Regions from separate parts of the Homo sapiens genome. Here region 1 is linked to region 2. A link is an interaction called in ENCODE POLR2A ChIA-PET data of the cell type or tissue named here. Cell type or tissue: OCI-LY7. All regions are shown on one strand. Region 1 overlaps CD247 (CD247 molecule). Region 2 overlaps POU2F1 (POU class 2 homeobox 1).

The links. ChIA-PET counts read pairs that join two places held together with the same protein. Peaks named below come from ENCODE experiments on the same cell type or tissue, not always from the same donor. Only the 100,000 strongest peaks of a DNase experiment are listed, where the experiment ranks them.
Region 1: POLR2A ChIA-PET joins it to region 2 with 5 read pairs; 2 of 35 experiments call an interaction of 5 or more read pairs at or near these places.

What each region holds. Positions count from the first base shown.
Region 1 is chr1:167,461,419-167,465,418 of GRCh38, forward strand. The region is part of intron 1 of CD247 (CD247 molecule); the gene reads right to left. The region is part of intron 3 of LOC101928512 (a long non-coding RNA gene); the gene reads left to right. Among named protein-coding and RNA genes, the nearest start is that of CD247, 55 kb to the right of the region's middle. In OCI-LY7, no CTCF peak of the experiment used is centred here; no DNase peak of the experiment used is centred here.
Region 2 is chr1:167,355,610-167,359,609 of GRCh38, forward strand. All of the region lies in intron 2 of POU2F1 (POU class 2 homeobox 1), which reads left to right. Among named protein-coding and RNA genes, the nearest start is that of POU2F1, 140 kb to the left of the region's middle. In OCI-LY7, no CTCF peak of the experiment used is centred here; DNase peaks (open chromatin) are centred at 582, 1,032, 1,362, 1,902 and 1 weaker place; H3K4me3 peaks cover 2,729 bases; H3K27ac peaks cover 4,000 bases.

The DNA.
Region 1 (4,000 bases), 110 kb after region 2:
GACTGGAAGAAATTACAGCAACTGTTAGCAGTGGTTTCATCTCTGGTTTGTGAAATTATGGGTGATTTAAATTTTCTTTATGCTTTCCCTTATTTTCCAAGTTCCATAGTGTATAAGAATATGTAATTTTGAAATAAGAGAAAATAGTCGGCCGGGCGTGGTGGCTCACGCCTGTAATCCCAGCACTTTAGGAGGCCCAGGCGGGCGGATCACAAGATCAGGAGTTCGAGACCACCCTGGCCAATATGGTGAAACCCCATCTTTACCAGAAATACAAAAATTAGCCGGCTGTGGTGGTGGGCGCCTGTAGTCCCAGCTACTCAGGAGGCTGAGGCAGGAGAATCGCTTGAACCTGGGAGGCAGAGGTTGCAGTGAGCCGAGATCACGCCACTGCACTCCAGCCTGGGCGACAGGCTCAAAAAAAAAAGGAGAAAATAGTCAAAGTACATTTTTGATGCCTTGTATTAACCTCCCTTTTGTGTCCCCCACCCTCAAACCTTAGTTGCACTTTAGGTCAATGAATATCTAAATCACTCTGCATTCTTCAGGCACACAGCAGCAGGAGGGAGGTGTGCCTGATAGGATGCTGGATTAAAGATTGGTTCTGACCAATTCACAGAGTATAGGATGCCCACAGGAGGAAAGCTGAATATTTAGCATGGTGTAAGTCTCATGGGACTTGGCCACTGTCACAGGCTAACTGATGCCCAACCTGCATGGAGCCCAGGCCCTCTCCCCACCTGGCTCTCTTCAAGCTTAGGAGGCTCCTCATCCCACTCAGGGTTTAAGATTCTCCTTTGATATTCTAGGACATGGACCAAGTTGGGATTTAGGGTTGCTCTTGGGTTACCAGCCAGCGTCCCTGAAGCCCCTCCCAAAATGTCACTGGGGCCCTGTGACCATAGAAGAGGCCTCTGTGGGCCACACAGTGAGTCCAGCGATGAAGCCAGACCAGTGTGGTTTAGGGAACAGGCCGCAGCAATGGGCAGGAACTCTGGCAAAGCTGTGCCTCCTATGGCTCTCCTCGACACAGAAGTCACAACCCAGGTTGGGGACCTAGGCGTCTCTGCATGTGCCTGTGTAGGAGCCTGTGTGTGTAAACAAGTGTATCTACATACACGAGAACCCAAGGGAGAGAGCTGCACAGGGGGCCTGCCCTGGTCTAAGCCAGAAAAGGAGGAGAACTGTTCCTTTTGGGGGCCGATCCCTGCTGGGAGAGGTGTGCCAGGGTTCCCGCCGCTGGGCCATTTCCCCCACCTGAGTTCTCTCTACAATGTCCAAAGAATGGGACCAGTAAAAGGGGGCCAGGGCAATTCTCCCACCCCCTGGAAAAGTCTGCCCTCCCTCCCTGCAGGCCTGAAGCCCTTCCGGCCCTCATCCTCCCCTTCTCCTGTGTCATCCTGTCTTCAGACTGATACACTCCTTCCCTCTGGTTTTCCTCTCAGTTGTCTCTTCCTTGCATTTCCCTCCTTAATTCCCTCCCACCAGCCTTATTTTTTTCTCCATCATCTGTGCTTGCTCTTCCATCTTTACTCTTGATAGCCTCATTGCCTGTCTCCTCAGATAGCCTTGGGTGCCAGGTTACCTGGCATCCCTGGCCCTAAGAATTTGGGGACTGCTTCTTTTGCTTGATCCAGCTCTCTCTGGAGGATGGGCAGTCGCCGGGCCATCCCAGGAACCCTTCCTGGGTTCTGTTTGTGGCTTTTCTGCGTTGCCACTGAGCATGGGTTGCTCTCGGCTGGTTAGCATAGGAGGTCACACTATCTGTTCTGGTGCAGGAATTGTCCAGGGAATTACAGTCAAGGCTGCAATGTGACCTATGGCCTGGGGCCAGCAAGCCTTTCTTAGTCTCCAGGCAGGCCAGGTACAGACAGCAAACTCAGAAACCCACGATTACATTGGCTGTCCTTTATATTAGCACACCAGGATGCACCCAATTAGCAGTGCTCATTCCTGCCTCCCTTCTGACTTCAAATACCTAAAGCCCCTCATATCTGGAAGCAGAGACCTGAAAAAGTCATCATTTCTTTTTTTAAAAGGAGAAAGGGAGAGGGAGGCTAACACACATACACTTATTCACAAAAAATAAAAGATGGTTTCATGGAGTTAGTCTGCTGGGATATTTAGAATCTAGGTTTGTAACTTGCATCTCCTTTCTCTTGATCCTACATTTCAGCCTCCAATTTAGTGGGAACTTGAACTGAACTGTGCTAATTTATTACTTGGACACCAAAGAGTTATTATTTTGTGGAGGAAAATCAACTTTGAACATTCAAGAAAAAAGACCCCATTGTAATGATTGGTTAGAATTTGATCTGGATCTACATAGATTCATTTTCTAAAACTATTCAATTAAGGATAATGTCAACCTATTGCCTGAATTTAAATCAGCGATTCATTTGGCTAATGAATTTTCCTTTTTCTGTGAGTACCGTGTCCTACGAATTTACAGGGGATGGTCAGAGAAATGGTGACAAAGAAAAGGAGGTTTGTTTGTTTTTAATGTTTTGTTTGCTGACTTAAAAAGCACACAGCCCTGGAAATGGCCTTCTCATTACTCGAGACAATAAAACATCCCAGAAATCCTGACACTGGCTAATAAGACACATGCCTTTAATGACAGCCTCAAAAAGAAGCCCCTACGGTGGAAAGTGTTGTGTGTTTGATTGCGCTAGTTTTACCATGGAATGTGCCAGTTGTGGCTGGAAGTAATTGTCTTTTCAGTGGACAACAATAAAACTGTTTTTAAGTTCTCTTCCTTAGTAAAGCCTAATTTATAAATGGAAATAAGAAGTTTCTAATTTCCCCCAAGCAGATGCCACTCTCCTTGAACTAAAATCACCTTGGGATTGCAGTGGAGTCCAGCATGAAGATGCGGTTTTCCTGCGTTTCCAACTCAGGCTGATTGAAGGCAGCTTATTTGTTTCCCCAAACACTTGGCTCCAAACACAGAGGGCTCCCTGCTGAGTGATGGGTTCCTAAAAACCTGTTTTTCTTCAGGGGAAGATGGGTTTAGTTCCAGTTCTGAACATCTCTAGGGGTTGCTTCCTCCAAGAACGGCTCAGAAATAGTCCCCTAAGGAAACTCCATGGGGAGAAGCTTCCCTCAAACTCAGGACTGGCTGCTTTCTGCTTTGGACAAGGATGCTGGCTCCCAAAACAGGGGCCCAAATAACTTGAATTCTCAAAAGCTATTTTTATCTTTCTCAGCCCCCACTCCTATTCTAAAAGTAGAAAGCTGGGGAAACAGGGTGAGTAGAAGAAGAGGGGTACAAAAAGGATCTACAGAGAATTTTGCCTGTAGTTTTTCTAGCTCTGAAATGCCTGGGGACAGAAGATGACAACACTAACTTGAAACTTCAATTGTCTCTGTTTTAAAGGCAGACACTTTTAATTAGACAAAAGCAAAGGGAAAGAAGAATAGAAGTACAGTTACCGAAAAGGCCCCAAGATCGCACTATTTATCTGCAGTGTGTGCTCTGTAAAAAACAAAAACAAAAACAAAAAACAAATAACAACAAAAAAAAACTGCAGCAACTTTTAGAGAGCCACATAGTATTATTCCAGCTCTTTCTTCCCCTCTGTCTCCATTTTACGTTTATTTCCTTTTTATTGGTTTCACTATCTCTTGCTTTTTCTCTTCTCCCTCCAATACTCAATCTTCCTGTCCATATATTTATTTCTTTCCTTCCTTCCCCACCTCCTTTCTTCTCCTTCAGAGACCTATCCAGACAGAGAATCATGTGTTTACAAGCCTCATACACAGAGTTGTTGGAGAAGGCGCCAGCCCCCTCCCCACCACCCTGCTAGGCCAACCTGCCTCCAGTGGCCAGTCCCTTATAAACTGGAGATCAGTGAGATAGAAAGTCACTCATAGATGCCTTCCACCTTCCTTTTTTTTTTCTTTTTCTTTTTTTTTTTTTTTTTTGAGATGGAGTCCCGTTCAGTTGCCCAGGCTGCTGGAGTGCAGTGGTGATCTCAGCTCACTGCAACCTCCACCT
Region 2 (4,000 bases):
ACTGACATTTTTACAATATTGAGCTGGCATCTGTCTATACAACTGGCATACTATAATAACTGCACATTTTTAATTACTATTTTTTTTCACTATGTTGCTCAAGCTGGTGTCAAACTCCTGGCCTTAAGCGATCCTCCCACCTCTCAAATCTCTGGGATTATAAGTGCGAGCCTCCATGCCCAGCCATGTCTTTGTTTTTAAATAAAGTTTTATAATTTTCTGCCTATGGAACTTGCTGTATTTTGATAGATTTATTTTCAGGACTTTGTATCTTTTAAGTGTTTATAAATAAAATCTTTAAAAATTGTTTTCATTTGGAATATACAAAGACAATTTTATTATTATTATTATTTTTTGAGACAGGGTCTCACTTTGTTGCCCACACTGGAGTGCAGTGGCAGGATCATGGCTCACTGCAGCCTCGACTTCCCTCAGATCAGGTGATCCTCCCACCTCAGCCTCCTAAGTATGTTACTTAGTACTGGGACTATACTGTTACTAAGTAGCTGGGACTATAGGCACGTCCCACCACGCCTAGCTAATTTTTCTTTTTCTTTTTTTTTTTTTTTTTTCTTGTAGAGGCGGGGTTTCACCATGTTGCCCAGGCTGGTCTCTACTCCTGGGCTCAAGGGATCTGCCCGCCCTGGCTCACGCCTGCTAGGATTACAGGCGTGAGCCACCCTGCCTGGCCACAAAGGCAGTTTTAAAGTAGATTTTGTGTGCTGCATCCTCATTAAACTCTCTTATTCTAATAATAAATTATTAGATTCCTTAGAACATTCTGTACACACAAATCACCTGCAAAGGGTTTTATTTTGTTTTTTCCAACTCAGATGTTTTCTTTTTTGTCTTGTTTTGCTGGATAGGCCTTGGAGTATGATAGAAGTAGTAGTAGTGTTACCAGTGGCAAATATCCAAGTTTCACAGCATCAAATGTGTTACCGGTAGAAGGTATTTGAGTCACTGGCGGCAAATATATACGGGTCTGCAGCAACTTCAATTCTTGCCTCCTCAGAAGAAAGAATTCGACTGAGGGGCATAAGGCAGCAGAAGAGACCAAGGCAAGTTTCAGAGCATGGGTGGAAGTTTACTTACAAAGGCTTTAGAACAGGAAAGAAAGGAAAGTACACTTAGAAGAGTCCCAAGCAGGCACCGAGGTCAAGTGCAGTGTTTAACCTTGATCCTGGGACTTTATAGGCTGGCCCCTTTCCCATGATTCTTCCCTTGAGGTGGGCTGCCCACATGTGTAGTGCCCTCCTTACCCTTGGGAGGTGAGCAGGCGCAGTGTGTTTAGGAAGTTGTAGACATGCCCATCTGAGGTTTTCTTCCCTTTTCTGGTGGTGTGCCCCCAGAAGGTCATATTCCGCCATTTTGTCTCTTAATGCACATGCTCAAGAAATTACTTCTCCCTGGTCCCTGCCTTCAATTAACACTTTAGCACAACAGGTGTGGACCATTAGGAAATGGCCTTTCCCTGAAGCCGGCTGCCAATTTATCACTTAGGCAATATGAAAACTGCCAGACCATCACCCGACATTCCTAGTGGGCAAGGGAAGAGCCCTCTGCCCTGCTCATGCCTGTCTACCTATTGTAACAGTAACTGGCCCCCTTATCTTCTTCTTAATCTTAAAGGAAATGCTTTTAATTTTTCACCATAAACTATGATGTTTATTTATTTTAATGCTTATTCTTTATCAAGTTAAAGAAACTTGTATTCCTATGCCAAGATTGCCCCCCCTCCCCCACGCCTCCCCCCCCACCCCCCCCCCACCCCCCCCCGCTTCTTTGTGAGACGGGGTCTCACTTTGTTCCCCAGGCAGGAGTGTAGTGGTGTGACGTGGGCTCACTGCGGCCTCAACCTTCTGGGTTCAAGCAGTCCTTCCCCTCTCAGCCCAAGTTGCTGGGACTACAGGTGTGCACCATCACGCCTGGCTGATTTTGGTATTTTTGGTAGAGATGGGGTTTCATCATGTTGCCCAGGCTCATCTCAAACTCCAGAGCTCAAATAATCCACCTGCCTCAGCCTCCCAAAATGCTAGGATTACAGGTGTGAGCCAGCACACCCAGTCCTTATGCCAAGAATTTTTATCATAAGTGGATATTGTATTTGTCTAAGAGTTTTATGCATCTTTTGAGATTTCTATATGATTCCACCCCGCCCTTTATTGAACTTGGTGAATCTTATTAATTGATTTTTTTTTTTTTTTTTTTTTGAGACAGAGTCTCACTCTGTCTTCAGGCTGGAGTGCAATGGCGCTATCTCGGCTCATTGCAACCTCCGCTTCCTGGGTTCAAGCAATCCCCCTGCCTCAGCCTCCTGAATAGCTGGGACTACAGGCGCACATCACTACACCCAGCTAATTTTTGTATTTTTAGTAGAGATGGGGTTTCACCGTGTTGGCCAGGATGGTCTCGATCTCTTGACCTCGTGATCTGCCTGTCTCGACCTTCCAAAGTGCTGGGATTACAGGCATGAGCCACCGCATCTGGCCTAATTGATCTTTTTTCTTTTCTTTTTTTTTTTTTTTTTTTTTTTGAGACGGTGTTTCGCTCTTGTTGCCCAGGCAGGAGTGCAGTGGCGCGATCTCGGCTCACTGCAACCTCTGCTTCCCAGGTTCAAGTGATTCTCCTGCCTCAGACTCCCTAGATCTACCTTAGCCATAATATTTTATATTAGTAGATTAGGTTTGCTATTATTATTTAGTATTTTTTCATATATGTTTATGAATGAAACTGGCTTGTATTTATATTTTTCACACTTTATCAGGTTATGGTATCGAGGTTATGCTGGTCTCATAAAATGAGTTAGAAGTGTTTCTGGTTTTGTTGTTCTCTGGAAACGTTTGTGGAGGATTAGAATTATTTGTTCCTTGAATTTTTGGAAGCACTTGGGTAAAATCAACAAGGCTTTTTATTCTCTTGGGAAGATTTTTACTTACCTACTAATTCAGTTTCCTTAAATGCTGTGGGACTCTATGGATTTTCTATTTCTTCTTGAGTCAGTCTTGATAAATTATATTTTCTATAGAGTTATTCATTTTTAAGTTTTAATTGTATTGACATGAAACGCTTCACAATATATTCTTAATCTTTTTATTATCTGCAGCTTTTTTTTTTTTTTTTTTTTTGAGACAGGTTCTGACTGTGCTGCTCAGGCTGGTCTTGAACTCCTGGCCTCAAGTAATTCTTCTGCTTCAGCCTGTCTAGAGTGCTGGGATACAGGCTTGAGCTACTGCACCTGACCTGCAGCAGTTTTTGATAGGCCTTTTTGTTACACTTAAATTGTTTGTTTGCTCCTTCTCTCTTATTTTCTTGTTCCATCTTACCAGAAGTTTATACGTTACAAAGTGACAAGATTCTTTTGAAAGAACCAAGTTGGTGTTTCTATTATGTGGAAGTTTTTTTTAATGGTATTCATTATTGGTCTTACCTTTATTATTACCTTTCCCTCTATTTTCTTTGGATTTATTTATTTCTCAGTGCTCTTATCCTTATCTTCTCTGTACCATTTAATAGTATTAAACCACTCCATCCTTGTAGCTTTCTCATCCCTGGCTCCTGAAACACACTAGACTTTTTTTAAAAAAAAAAAAACTATTTTTGTTTTAGATGTAGGGGGTAAATGCACAGGTTTGTTACATGGGTATATCGCCTGATGCTGAGGTTTGGGATTCTAATGATTCTGTCACCCAAGTAGCAAACCTAGTACCGTAGGTAGTTTTTCAGCCCTTGCCTTCTCCTTCCCTTCCCCCTTTTGGAATCCCTAGTTTCTGTTTCTGTCTTTGTGTCTTATGTGTTTAACTCCCACTTAAATGTGAGAATATGTGGTATTTGGTTTTCTGTTCCTGTGTTAATTCACTTAGGAAAATGGCCTCCAGCTGCATCCGTATTACTGCATGGATTTTGTTCTGTTTATGGCTGCATAGTATTCCACGGTGCATATGTACCATATTTTCTTTATCTAATCCACTGTTTTGGGCACTTGGGTTGATTCCATGTC